2 separate regions of the Homo sapiens genome follow, and region 1 is linked to region 2. A link is a contact called in ENCODE Hi-C or POLR2A ChIA-PET data. All regions are on one chromosome and are shown on one strand. Each heading gives the region's core, a stretch centred on a gene start or an enhancer-like site at or near the end of the contact. The rest is flanking DNA. Distances are from core to core; before and after follow the strand shown. Region 1 holds the start of RIMKLB (ribosomal modification protein rimK like family member B). Region 2 holds the start of AICDA (activation induced cytidine deaminase).

The links. A loop is a pair of places that touch in the nucleus more often than their neighbours do. ChIA-PET counts read pairs that join two places held with the same protein, here RNA polymerase II (POLR2A). Pooled maps may share reads with other maps.
Region 1: a pooled map shows a loop between it and region 2 (6-fold over the local background). The contact joins the promoter of RIMKLB here to the promoter of AICDA in region 2. A Hi-C loop is called at or near these places in 2 of 168 maps with a recorded cell type or tissue (OCI-LY7 and chondrocyte), 5 of 37 single-sample maps with no recorded cell type and 6 of 50 pooled maps. POLR2A ChIA-PET finds 5 or more read pairs at or near these places in 5 of 52 experiments (HEK293T, MCF 10A, OCI-LY7 and 2 more).

The regions. Positions count from the first base shown.
Region 1 is chr12:8,696,115-8,701,919 of GRCh38, reverse strand. RIMKLB (ribosomal modification protein rimK like family member B) reads right to left here and starts at 3,929. Exons shown (of 6, transcript NM_001297776.2): 1 at 3,623-3,929. RefSeq lists silencers at 3,325-3,494, 4,025-4,124 and an enhancer at 3,134-4,100.
Region 2 is chr12:8,611,158-8,617,697 of GRCh38, reverse strand. AICDA (activation induced cytidine deaminase) reads left to right here and starts at 4,839. Exons shown (of 5, transcript NM_020661.4): 1 at 4,839-4,938. The coding sequence starts at 4,931.

The sequences.
Region 1 (5,805 bases), core at 2,680-5,179, 85 kb before region 2:
ATTCTCCTGCCTCAGCCCCCCCGAGTAGCTGAGATTACAGACGCACACCACCACACCTGGCTAATTTTTGTATTTTTAGTAGAGATGGGGTTTTGCCATTTTGGCCAGGCTGGTCTCAAACTCCTGACCTCAAGTGATCCGCCTGCCTCAGCCTCCCAAAGTGCTGGGATTACAGGTGTGAGCCACCGCACCTGGCCCCTGTAAAATCTAAATGTAGCTATCCAAAATTCCTAATTAATGTTTTCGGGTTCTCTTAAAAAAAAAAAAAAAAAGAGATCAGGCCTGTGCTTACTTCCCATAACGGTCATATAACTGATCCAGAAATGATTAGCTTTGTTAACAAAGTTAGAAAAAAAACAAAAACATAATTTCAGAAAGAAGAAAAAAGATATAAACAGATGGGTTCCATGCAGACCAGCCTCTAGGGGAGTAGAGCTGGCTAGCTCTGTGGCTTTTGTCCTCCAAGCCAATTTTGAGAGGGGAAAAAAAAAACACTGAAAAAGAAAACATTAAAAATAACACCATGGCATTAGTTACCATGAAGCCAGAAAGTCAGTACTTTTCTACAAACCTAACATGTACACAGATACATATGGCATATAAATCTAAAATGTATTACGTAGATACTTTTGGAGGTACTATCTTATTTAACAATCCCTCATATGACAAGCAGAAAATTCCGAGACAATTAAGAGACAATTTCCAACATCTGTACGTAATCTCCCTACTCAACCTCTTGAAACAACTGCACATATCAGCACAGCTAACATTTAAAAATAATACTTTTTTCACTATCGCAGTCTCCTCCTCCCTCAGATTCTAATAACGTATTACAGTTTCTTTTTTCTTTTTTTTTGAGACAGTCTTGCTCTGTTGCCCAAGCTGGAGTGCAGTGATAAAATTTCGGCTCACCGCAACCTCCACCTCCCAGGTTCAAGCGATTCTTGTGCCTCAGCCTCCTGAGTAGCTGTGACTACAGGTGTGCGTCACCATGCCCAGCTACTTTTTATATTTTTCACAGAGACAGGGTTTCGCCATGTTGGCCAGGCTGGTTTCAAACTCCTGACCTCAAGTGATCAGCTTGCCTCATCCTCCCAAAGTGCTGGGATTACAGGTGTGAGCCACTGCGCCAGGCCACATAATTACAATTTCTAGAGGCTCTTTTCTCATTTGCTTGTGACTTAATCCCACTTGCAGAATACTCTTTGTAAACTAATCTGCCATAAAACAAAGTCTTTCTATGAATGTATATCACTGAAGCGCCCCCAAAACAGTTGTCAGCAAGCAACATACAATAAAACTCACCCTCCTTACTTTATGTTTGGTTCTCTCTCTTCACATGTTGTTCGTGGGTATAGAAGTTCTTCCTCCACCCATTTTCACTCAGTTTATGTCTCTATGCCTGCTCCCCAGAGGAAGATGATAAAAGCTACTCCTGCTTCCCAAAGTGTGGAACAACTGGCTCTGCTCTGTCCCCTTTCCCCATCCCCTACTAGTGTTCATGGTTGGTCAGTCTTTCAGCTCATAGAGAGGGGAGCTTTGAGAAATAAATCTAGTGACTTACCCCAGCAGCAAATCCTAGGTGGATACAAATTGTGAAAAGGGTAATTGGGAGATATTTTAAAAGAGATGTTTCTCCATGTGCCACAACAAACCAATGCCTGAAGCTGGGTTCGTGTTCACTGGTCAAATAATGTCCACTTTAGTGTGTTTCTTCACAGTATGACTGAGAAGGGGTGGAAGATTTAGAAGAGTTTACTGGTAATTTCCCTCTGGAGAGGAAAAGGGGCCTGAATGACAAGGGAAAAAAGAAGGGGCTAATTTATTGTCACTCTCCCTGCTACTCCTAGATACTACTACTGACAAAAGTATATTAAACAGGGATTCTAAGAAAACATGGGCAAAATAAGAAAGCTATCCACTAGAAACTAAGATAAGTAGAATTTTAGCTGGTAGCCAACCGGCTAAAGATTAAACGCTCAGTTCCTTACCCCCTGCGGGGGGGCAAGGCAGGAAGAGAAAAGTGGCTCTTGACCGAGTGGAGGATTGTCTGTGACTGAATTTGCTGTTCCCCTTCTTGGCTCTGTTCTCAGAATCACAGACTGCCCCCCTCCCTGACAAGCAGACTCCAGCACCTGGTAGGGGTAAGAGAAGACAAGAGAGAAAAAAGGGAGACAGAGAAAGATAAAAAACATCAACAGCCATGTTGCCAAACTAACAACTAAATCAATGACATGAAAGAAGGAAATTAACAGCACTAACCAAGATAGAAAAGAATAAAATAGGATTACCTCAAGACAAAATAGGCCTCCTCCCCTTTGACACACTAACCAAATAAAACAGTAACCATTGGAAAAGAAATTTAACTATGATTATTTTTAAAATTAGAGGGTTGCATACTAAAATTTAGGAAATAAATGTTAAATCTCTGAGACCGGAATTTCAGAGAGTGTTTTATTCCAAATGAATATCTTAAAAGTATTCTCATAATTGCTTTTAAGAAATCATTTTTTAAAATAGAAGAAATGACCTTTAAGGTACCCAATATTGTGAAAGTAACAAAAATGAGATTTAAAAACATTTCAATTTAAATGGTTATAGTTAATAATTAAGAACACCCATAAATATAATGAACATACCAAGCCCACAAAAAAAAATCTGCATAGTAGGCTGCCCATATACTTTCTATACCTATTTAGAGTTGAACCTAACTCCACAAAGATGTGGTAACAATATATATAACTAATGGGAAAATGACAGCATACTGAAAGAATTTACATAGCAGTTGCATTGAGCATGGTTAGTGCAATAACCCCTCACAGAACAGAATTACCACCCCATCGCTATTCGCCAATACAAATGGGATAAAACAGTGAAATAACAAATGTGTGATCAGAGATAAGGACATATTAATAAGGGGAGATTGAAATTATTACCACTCTGGTTTGGGTTTTTTTTGGGGGGGGGTGAGGGGCAAGTAGTGTAATATTTACATCATGCTCAAATTTTTAAAGAATCAAAACTGGACAAGCAATTATTTGGTCATCCCCTTCTCATTCAGAGACTGTCAAAGGAAAAGATGGAATGACTGTCACACTCTCTAAAATTTACACGTAAGGAGGAAAACGTGGAATCGAATACAGTAGCTGCGGGACCGCACCACGTGATCCTCCTCCCGCGGTCGCTCCATAGAATTTGTGGGAAGGGGGGGGAGGGGGAGTGTCGCCGCAATCCCGAGGACAGGTCAGCAGCCCGCGGGTCCGACTCCAGCCGGCGTTCCCGGGGTTACCACACCCCCTCGCCGGCGGGGAAACCATACTCCTTACACGCCCGAAGTCGCCGCCCCCTCGACACGGCTCGCCCGGTCGCACGCACACGCCACGGGCCGGCGCCTCCCGGCACACGCGCGAAGGCCGGGCCCCGCCTCGCTCCCCACCGACTCCGCGGAGCGGCGACCACCGGCCTCAACTAGCCCCGGACCCCGGGCGCGCTCGGGCCGGTCCCCTCCCCGGCCCAGCCCCCGCTAATCGGGGGATCCATTCCGCTGAACTCGCCCACTCGGGAGGGCGCGCCTTCGCCTCACTGCTCTACACCCGAGGGCAACAGCGGTCGTACCGCTCACCTGGGTCGGGGGGCTCCTCCCTCGCTCTCGGCCGACTGAGCCGGGCTGGGGCCTTCGAGGAAGCGCGGGCCGCCGGGCGGCTGGAAGTGGGGGAAGGAGAGGAGGGGGAGGGGGTCGGGATACCGGGAGCCGCCTCCTTTCTCCTCCGCCGACTGCGGCTCCCGCAGGCTGGCCGGGCGTCCTCGCACACTCGCCCAGTTTCTCACAGCCTCGCGTCCCGTCAGCTTCTCCCTCACCCCACTCCCACACACTCTCACTCCCACACACTCACACCCGGCCGCTCCTCGTTCCCTCACTCGCCTGCCGCGCGCGCGCGCGACCCCGCTCACACACAGCGCGCGCGACGCCGGCGGAGACCGCCCCGCTCCCTCAGACCGAACGCCGCCCGCCCGCTTGCTGAGGAGCGGCGCGCGCCCCGGCCCCGCCCTCCTGGCGCCGCGGCGCGGCGGGCGGGGGGCGGCGGCCGGAGGAGCTGGGGGCCGGGCCAGCGCGCCGAGCACTGCCGAGCGGATCTGACACCTGCGTCGAGAGCCGCCCTCCCAGCTCCTCGCCCGCACCCGAGCCATCGCTGGCCTCGGGGGAAGAGAGGCGATGGATCGCGCGCGGGGAGCGAAAAGGGAGCGCGAGGGCGCTCCGAGGACGCGCCTCCCCACCCGCCCCCAAACCGTCTTCACTGAGAAAGGGAAACGGATGGGGGGGGTGGGGGGCGAGGTTTGCTCCCAACTCGAAACCGCGAGATTAGTCCCTTCCGTTGTACGCCCTCCCCGCCCTCACATTCCCTGCTTAGGCCCCATCAATCTGCGCCTGGAACCCCGACACGAGCCCCCTACCCCCTCGGGCGCAGGGTCCTGCCGGCATCCCGACGCCTCCCGCCCAGCCCTTCCGCCGGCCGCCGCCCGGAGTCTCCGCTTACGGTGGTTCCTCCCTCCGGTAGGCAAAGATATGGAGACAAAGATCATTCATACCTAGAAGGTCTTTATCCGGGACTGGAGTAAAGACAGTACCTCTGTATATTGAGAGGCAAATTTAAAACCACATGATAAATTTCCTGGCTGAAGCGGGTTTGGAGATACAGGCGGGGTGGATAGCGCCAGCTCTGCCCCCTAGAAACCGGCGTAAACCTTGGACAAGTTAGTTGCTACGCTTCCTCTGAGCCTTTGTTGTGAAAAGATAAAAGAGTACAGTCCGGAGTCGTTGTGAGAATGAAATGAGATATTTTAAGAGCATTTTGTAAATTCTAAAACTATGTATAAAAAATAAAAGTATAGCCCAAAGGAGGCTAAGAATATGAATGTTCAACTACGCTATTACATTTTCTTAAGGAGAAAAAAAAAGGGCTACAGACGACCTCCCAGGTTTACATGGAAGATTCACTTCCAAATAACTTCAGTCACCAGAGACACCAGGTGTGAGGTACGGTAATGTGCTCACCAGTTTGCCTTCTTGCTGGTCTCAGCCCTGTCTCAGTGACCTCAGCCAACAACTTTTCACTGCTCCTCTCCCAGTCAATTGACAATATAATTTCATTTTCTGCTTTTAAAAAATTTTTTGACTAATTTCCTTCAGCGTCTCGAGAGTCCTTTAAAAGATGTAGCATAACCCAGGGTGGTAACTTCTGGATCCAGACTGCCCGGATTGGATTTATGGTTCCACTCCCTATGTGAACCTCTGCAGTAACTTAACCTCTCTGTATCTTTATCTGCTGAGCTGTAAAAGTGAGGATAAAAATAGTCACCTACTTCATGGAGTTGTCATAAGGAGTAAATGAGTTAATAAGTATATAATATTTAACAGCTGACACAGATCAAGTGCTGTTCAAAGTGTTTAGTGCTATTATAATGTTAGGTCAGTGAGAGTAACCTAGGATAGGCGTCTAGTTGGTTTACAAAATTTAGAGGAACAAACGCCCTATAAGATAGATACACTATCTTGAGAACAAAGGGGATAAGGTCTACAGAACTAAATTGTTGCTATTTACTTCCACTCTGATATTCAGCCCCCTGGGACATAAAGTATATTCAACTCCAAGACCAAGAGAAGCATTTTGTGATCAAGGGAAGCTTGAGCACAGAGATACTAACACTGAAAATCTGACAAAATAAACACAGTGAAATTGACACAGGGAAAAAAATGTACAGAGGATCAATAATAATATTTAATTAACCTATTCCTTCAGTCCCACT
Region 2 (6,540 bases), core at 3,590-6,089:
AGTTGATGTCCACTGGAAAACTGCTTGGTGTATGGGAAAAGACCGGCACACATCTGGTGTCAGAAGGGCTGTGTTGAGTGGTATGTGAAGGTGGAAGAAAAAATAGTCAGTTCTTCCTATTATATGCTTTCTTTTTCTTTTTTTTTTTTTTTAAGACGGAGTCTCACTCTGTCTCCCAGGCTGGAGTGCAGTGGCACGATCTCTGCTCACTGCAACCTCCACCTCCCGGGTTCAAGCAATTCTCCTGCCTCAGCCTCCCGAGTAGCTGGGATTACAGTTGCCTGCCACCACAACTGGCTTATTTTTGTATTTTTTTTTTTCAGTAGAGACGGGGTTTCACCATGTTGGCCAGGCTGATCTCGAACTCCTGACCTCAGGTGATCTGCCTGCCTCGGCCTTCCAAAGTGCTGGGATTACAGATGTGAGCCACCACACCTGGCCCCTATTATTGGGTTTGCATTTTACATTTTTATTTTTTCCTATCTCTTAACCTCACACCTGTTAGAATGGCTATTACCATAAAGACAAAAGAAAACAAGCGTTGGTGAGAATGTGGAGCGAAAGGAACCTTTGTACACTGTTGGTGGGAATGTAAATTGGCACAGCCGTTATAGGGAACAGTATGGAGGTTTCTCCAAAAAAAAAAAACTAAAACTAGAACTACTATATGATCCTCAAAAATTTTAATACAGAACTACCATATTGAGCAATCCTGCTTCTGGGTAAATACCCAAAGAAAACAAAATCAGTGCCTTGAAGAGATAACTCCATGTCCACTGCTGCGCTATTCACAATAGCCAAGATATGGAGACAACCTACGTGTCTGTCGACAGATGAATGGATCAAGAAAATGTGGCACGTATATATATATCAGAATAAGAATATCATTCTGCCTTAAGAAAGGAGATCTTGCCATTTGCAACAACATTGATAAATCTGGAGGACATTATGCTTGGTGAAATAAGCCAGACACAGAAAGAAAAATACTGCATAATCTCACTTATATGTGGAATCTTAAAAAGTTGAACACATAGAAGCAGAAAGTAAAATGGTGAGCCAGCCACAGTGGCTCACGCCTGTAATCTCAGCACTTTGGGAGGCCGAGGTGGGTGGATCACTTGAGGCCAGGAGTTCGAGACCAGCCTGGCCAACATGGTGAAACCCCCGTCTCTACTAAAAATACAAAAATCAGCTGGGCGTGGTGGTGCATGCTTGGAATTCCAGCTAATTGGGAGGCTGAGGCAGGAGAATCCTTTGAACCCAGGAGGCGGAGGTTGCAGTGAGCCGAGATCACACCATTGCACTCCAGCCTGGGCAACAGAGTGAGACTCCGTCTCAAAAAAAAAAAAAAAATAAAATAAGAAAGAAAGAAAGTAAAATGGTGGTTAGCAGGCATGGGGAGGTAGGGAAAATGGGAAGATGTTGCTCAAATGGTACAAAGTTGCAGTTATACAGGATTAATAAGTCTAGAGCTCTATTGTACAGCATGATGACTACAGTTAAAAAAGATTGTATTGGGCCAGGCACAGTGGCTCACACCTGTAATCACAGCACTTTGGCTGAGATGGGAGCATTGTTTGAGCCCAGGAGTTCAAGACCTAACTGAGCAACATAGTGAGATCCTGCCTGTACAAAAAAACAAACAAAAAAATTAGCCCAGTGTGGTAGTGTGCAGCTGTGGTCCCAGCTACTCGGGAGGCTGAGGTGGGAGGATTGTTTGAGCCCGGGAGGTCAACGCTGCAGTGAGCCAAGATCATGCCACTGCACACCAGCCTAGGCAACAGAGTGAGACTCTTGTCTCGAAAAAAAAAAAAAATTGTATACTGGAAATTTTCTAAGACAGTAGATTTCAGATGCGGTCACCACACACACATATCCATACAAGGTTACTATGTGAGGAGATGGATAAGTTAATTAGCTTGACTGTAGTAATCATTTCATTACAGATAACAAAACACCATGTTATGCACCTTAAATATGTGCCGTTTTTATTTAAAACAATAAAACAACCCAATTGTGTGTACCTGTGTGTTATTCTCTTGACAAATGGGTGAAAATATGATAAAAGCCCAACTCGCATCTGAGGATACAACTTAAAGGGATTAGATTTCAAATGCCTGCACCTTCCAGTTGACGCTGCAGATGAATTAGGAGTCTCCATTCTGCTCCTTGACCAACTGTCCTATAAAACTGAGAGTGCCAAAGGCAACTACCGTCTACTATCTTGCTGGTGCCCTGAGGAATTTTTTCAGCAATAATAATTTAGACAAGGCCAGGTGCAGTGGCTCACGCCTGTAATCCCAGCACTTTGGAAGGCTGATATGGGCAGATCACTTGACCCCAGGAGTTCGACACCAGCCTGGTCAACATGGAAAGGCCTCGTCTCTAAAGAAAAATACAAAAATGAGCTGGGTGTGGTGGCACATTCCTGTAGTCTCAGCTCCTCGGGAGGCTGAGGCAGGAGTGTCACTTGAGCCCAGGAGGTCAAGGCCTGCAGTGAGCCATGTTCATGTCACTGTAGTGCAGCCTGGGTGACAGAGAGAGACCCTCCTCAAAATAATAATTATTATTATTACATAATTATTAGAAATAATTATAATTATTATTTTGAATCTCATGGCTAATTAAAAAATAATTTAAACAGATTATTTTACTTGTCTTTAGTTTACTTAGGAGTGTATTTTAAGTGATAAGTGCTAAAGAGAAAAATAATTTAGGGGATGGAGGCAAGGGAGTGTCAGAATGGTGAGATTTTGTTGACATTTTAGATATGGTGACTAGGACAAATCTCAAATACCGGACAGTATTTGAATAAGGACATAAAATATATGATGGTGTAAGCCACAACCATACACAAAAAATAACATTTCAGCAGAGGGACCTCAAGGGCAGAGGAAGGAGTGTGCGCTCTTTGCGTGAGCAAGGGAGAGAGTGGAAGGAGATGCAGCCAGAGGGGTGAAGCAGAGCAGACGGTAGAGGGGCTTGTGGGCCATCTCAGGCTGCTGGCCTATACTGAGAGAATGGGAAGCCATGGAGGGTTATGACAGGGGAGTGACATGACCTTAAATATTCCAGAAGGAATACTCTAGTTGCCATGTGGAGAACAGACTGTAATCGAAGAAGGGGGAGGCAGGAAGGCCAGTTGGGAAGCAAAATGCAATAATCCAGGTTGCTTGGACCTGGAGGTAGTGAGAAGTGGTCAGTTTGTGGCTATATTCTGGAAGCAGAGATAACAGGATTTGCTAATGGAGTGTGCATGGAATTTAAAAGAAAGAGAGGAGCTGAGAGACACTCTGCCCAGGTTTTGCCAAGCAATTGGAAGAATACTGCTGTTTATTGAGATGGGAAAGACGGCAAGAAGAGTAGGTAAGGCAGAGAACAGGGGTTCTGTTTTAGACAGGCTGGAGGTGCTCAGACATCCAAATGGAGATTCTGAGAGGGAAGCTGGATACACTTGTCTTGAGTTTCAAGAAGTGGTCTGATAGATTTGCCTGTGTCCCCACCCAAATCTCATCTTGAATTGTAGTTCCCACAATTCCCACATGTCATGGGAGGGACCCAGTGGGAGGTAGTTGAACAATGGGGGTGGGTCTTTCCCATGCTGTTCTCATGATAGTGAATAAGTCTCACAAGATCTGATGGTTTTATAAAGGGATTTCCCCCTGCGTGAGCTCTCTCTTGCCTACCACCATGTAAGATGTCCCTTGCTCTTCTGCCATGATTGTGAGGCCTCCCCAGCCATGTGGAACTGTGAGTCAACTAAACCTCTTTCCTTTATAAATTACCCAGTCTCAGGCATGTCTTTATTAGCAGTGTGAGAACAGACGAATACATGGTCCAAGCTAGGGCTATTGATTTGAAAATCATCAAGGTATAGATGGTATCAAAGGCTTGAGGCAGGAAGAGAGCAGAGACCCTAGCTGCATTGCTTAGCATTGCATCCCTAGCACCTGGCATAGTTTCCATTAACAGTAGGCATGAAGTATCTACTCAGTGAATAAATAGAATGCATATGGGCTACAGTAGGAGAGAGAAATAAAATCTTTAATAGACCAAGTTCTATGAGAGCACAAAATTAAAGTCTTTTATTTGAAGATCTTAGCCTGTTTTCCAAATTCAGTGCAGCCAGTTAGACACTGAATCTGTCTGGTGAAACAAGCATTTTTGTATTTTGGGGGACTGCTGCTGCTTCTGACTCCAAATTAAGGATTTTTTTTTTTTCTAAAAAAGATGGCTCATGCAAAAATCACTCTTTGGTGTAAATATCTAGTCTTCAAGCAATTCTTGTAATGCAATCAGAAAGAAAAAAATCCATGGTTTGGGAGGCAAAATTTTTGTGTTCTAAATTCTATATAACTGAGTTCATTTGCTTAACTGCAAAGCAGGAGCTGCTAGTGCCTGTCTGTACTGAGGTTCAGAGAGACTGTGGGAATATGGGGGAATTAGAGGCTATCTGAGGCTCTTCAACACAATAACCCAAGAAGCTATTTAAATGCTCTTTAAGGTATTTACATAAATATTACTATTCTCATTGTGCTTTTATTTTGTGTTATCATGATTATAATTGAAGTGTCTACTGTTACTGCCTCCTGATCTTTGCTAGCTATGGAGCATGGACTGGGCTTTTAGAGCAGCAGCCCCAAAGGAACCTAAACATTAAAGCAGAGCTGCCCTCAATGGTTTAACCTGTGTGACTCTGCCTATGACAGCCCCACCCACCCATCTTCACTGGATCCAAATCAGGAGCAAGGCCGTTGGGGTACCTGGTGGGGGTGATGCTGTCAGGGGAGGAGCCCAAAAGGGCAAGCTCAAATTTGAATGTGAAGGGCCAATGCACTGTCAGACTAAGACAGAGAACCATCATTAATTGAAGTGAGATTTTTCTGGCCTGAGACTTGCAGGGAGGCAAGAAGACACTCTGGACACCACTATGGACAGGTAAAGAGGCAGTCTTCTCGTGGGTGATTGCACTGGCCTTCCTCTCAGAGCAAATCTGAGTAATGAGACTGGTAGCTATCCCTTTCTCTCATGTAACTGTCTGACTGATAAGATCAGCTTGATCAATATGCATATATATTTTTTGATCTGTCTCCTTTTCTTCTATTCAGATCTTATACGCTGTCAGCCCAATTCTTTCTGTTTCAGACTTCTCTTGATTTCCCTCTTTTTCATGTGGCAAAAGAAGTAGTGCGTACAATGTACTGATTCGTCCTGAGATTTGTACCATGGTTGAAACTAATTTATGGTAATAATATTAACATAGCAAATCTTTAGAGACTCAAATCATGAAAAGGTAATAGCAGTACTGTACTAAAAACGGTAGTGCTAATTTTCGTAATAATTTTGTAAATATTCAACAGTAAAACAACTTGAAGACACACTTTCCTAGGGAGGCGTTACTGAAATAATTTAGCTATAGTAAGAAAATTTGTAATTTTAGAAATGCCAAGCATTCTAAATTAATTGCTTGAAAGTCACTATGATTGTGTCCATTATAAGGAGACAAATTCATTCAAGCAAGTTATTTAATGTTAAAGGCCCAATTGTTAGGCAGTTAATGGCACTTTTACTATTAACTAATCTTTCCATTTGTTCAGACGTAGCTTAACTTACCTCTTAGGTGTGAATTTGGTTAAGGTCCTCATAATGTCTTTATGTGCAGTTTTTGATAGGTTATTGTCATAGAACTTATTCTATTCCTACATTTATGATTACTATGGATGTATGAGAATAACACCTAATCCTTATACTTTACCTCAATTTAACTCCTTTATAAAGAACTTACATTACAGAATAAAGATTTTTTAAAAATATATTTTTTTGTAGAGACAGGGTCTTAGCCCAGCCGAGGCTGGTCTCTAAGTCCTGGCCCAAGCGATCCTCCTGCCTGGGCCTCCTAAAGTGCTGGAATTATAGACATGAGCCATCACATCCAATATACAGAATAAAGATTTTTAATGGAGGATTTAATGTTCTTCAGAAAATTTTCTTGAGGTCAGACAATGTCAAATGTCTCCTCAGTTTACACTGAGATTTTGAAAACAAGTCTGAGCTATAGGTCCTTGTGAAGGGTCCATTGGAAATACTTGTTCAAAGTAAAATGGAAAGCAAAGGTAAAATCAGCAGTTGAAATTCAGAGAAAGACAGAAAAGGAGAAAAGATGAAATTCAACAGGACAGAAGGGAAATATATTATCATTAAGGAGGACAGTATCTGTAGAGCTCATTAGTGATGGCAAAATGACTTGGTCAGGATTATTTTTAACCCGCTTGTTTCTGGTTTGCACGGCTGGGGATGCAGCTAGGGTTCTGCCTCAGGGAGCACAGCTGTCCAGAGCAGCTGTCAGCCTGCAAGCCTGAAACACTCCCTCGGTAAAGTCCTTCCTACTCAGGACAGAAATGACGAGAACAGGGAGCTGGAAACAGGCCCCTAACCAGAGAAGGGAAGTAATGGATCAACAAAGTTAACTAGCAGGTCAGGATCACGCAATTCATTTCACTCTGACTGGTAACATGTGACAGAAACAGTGTAGGCTTATTG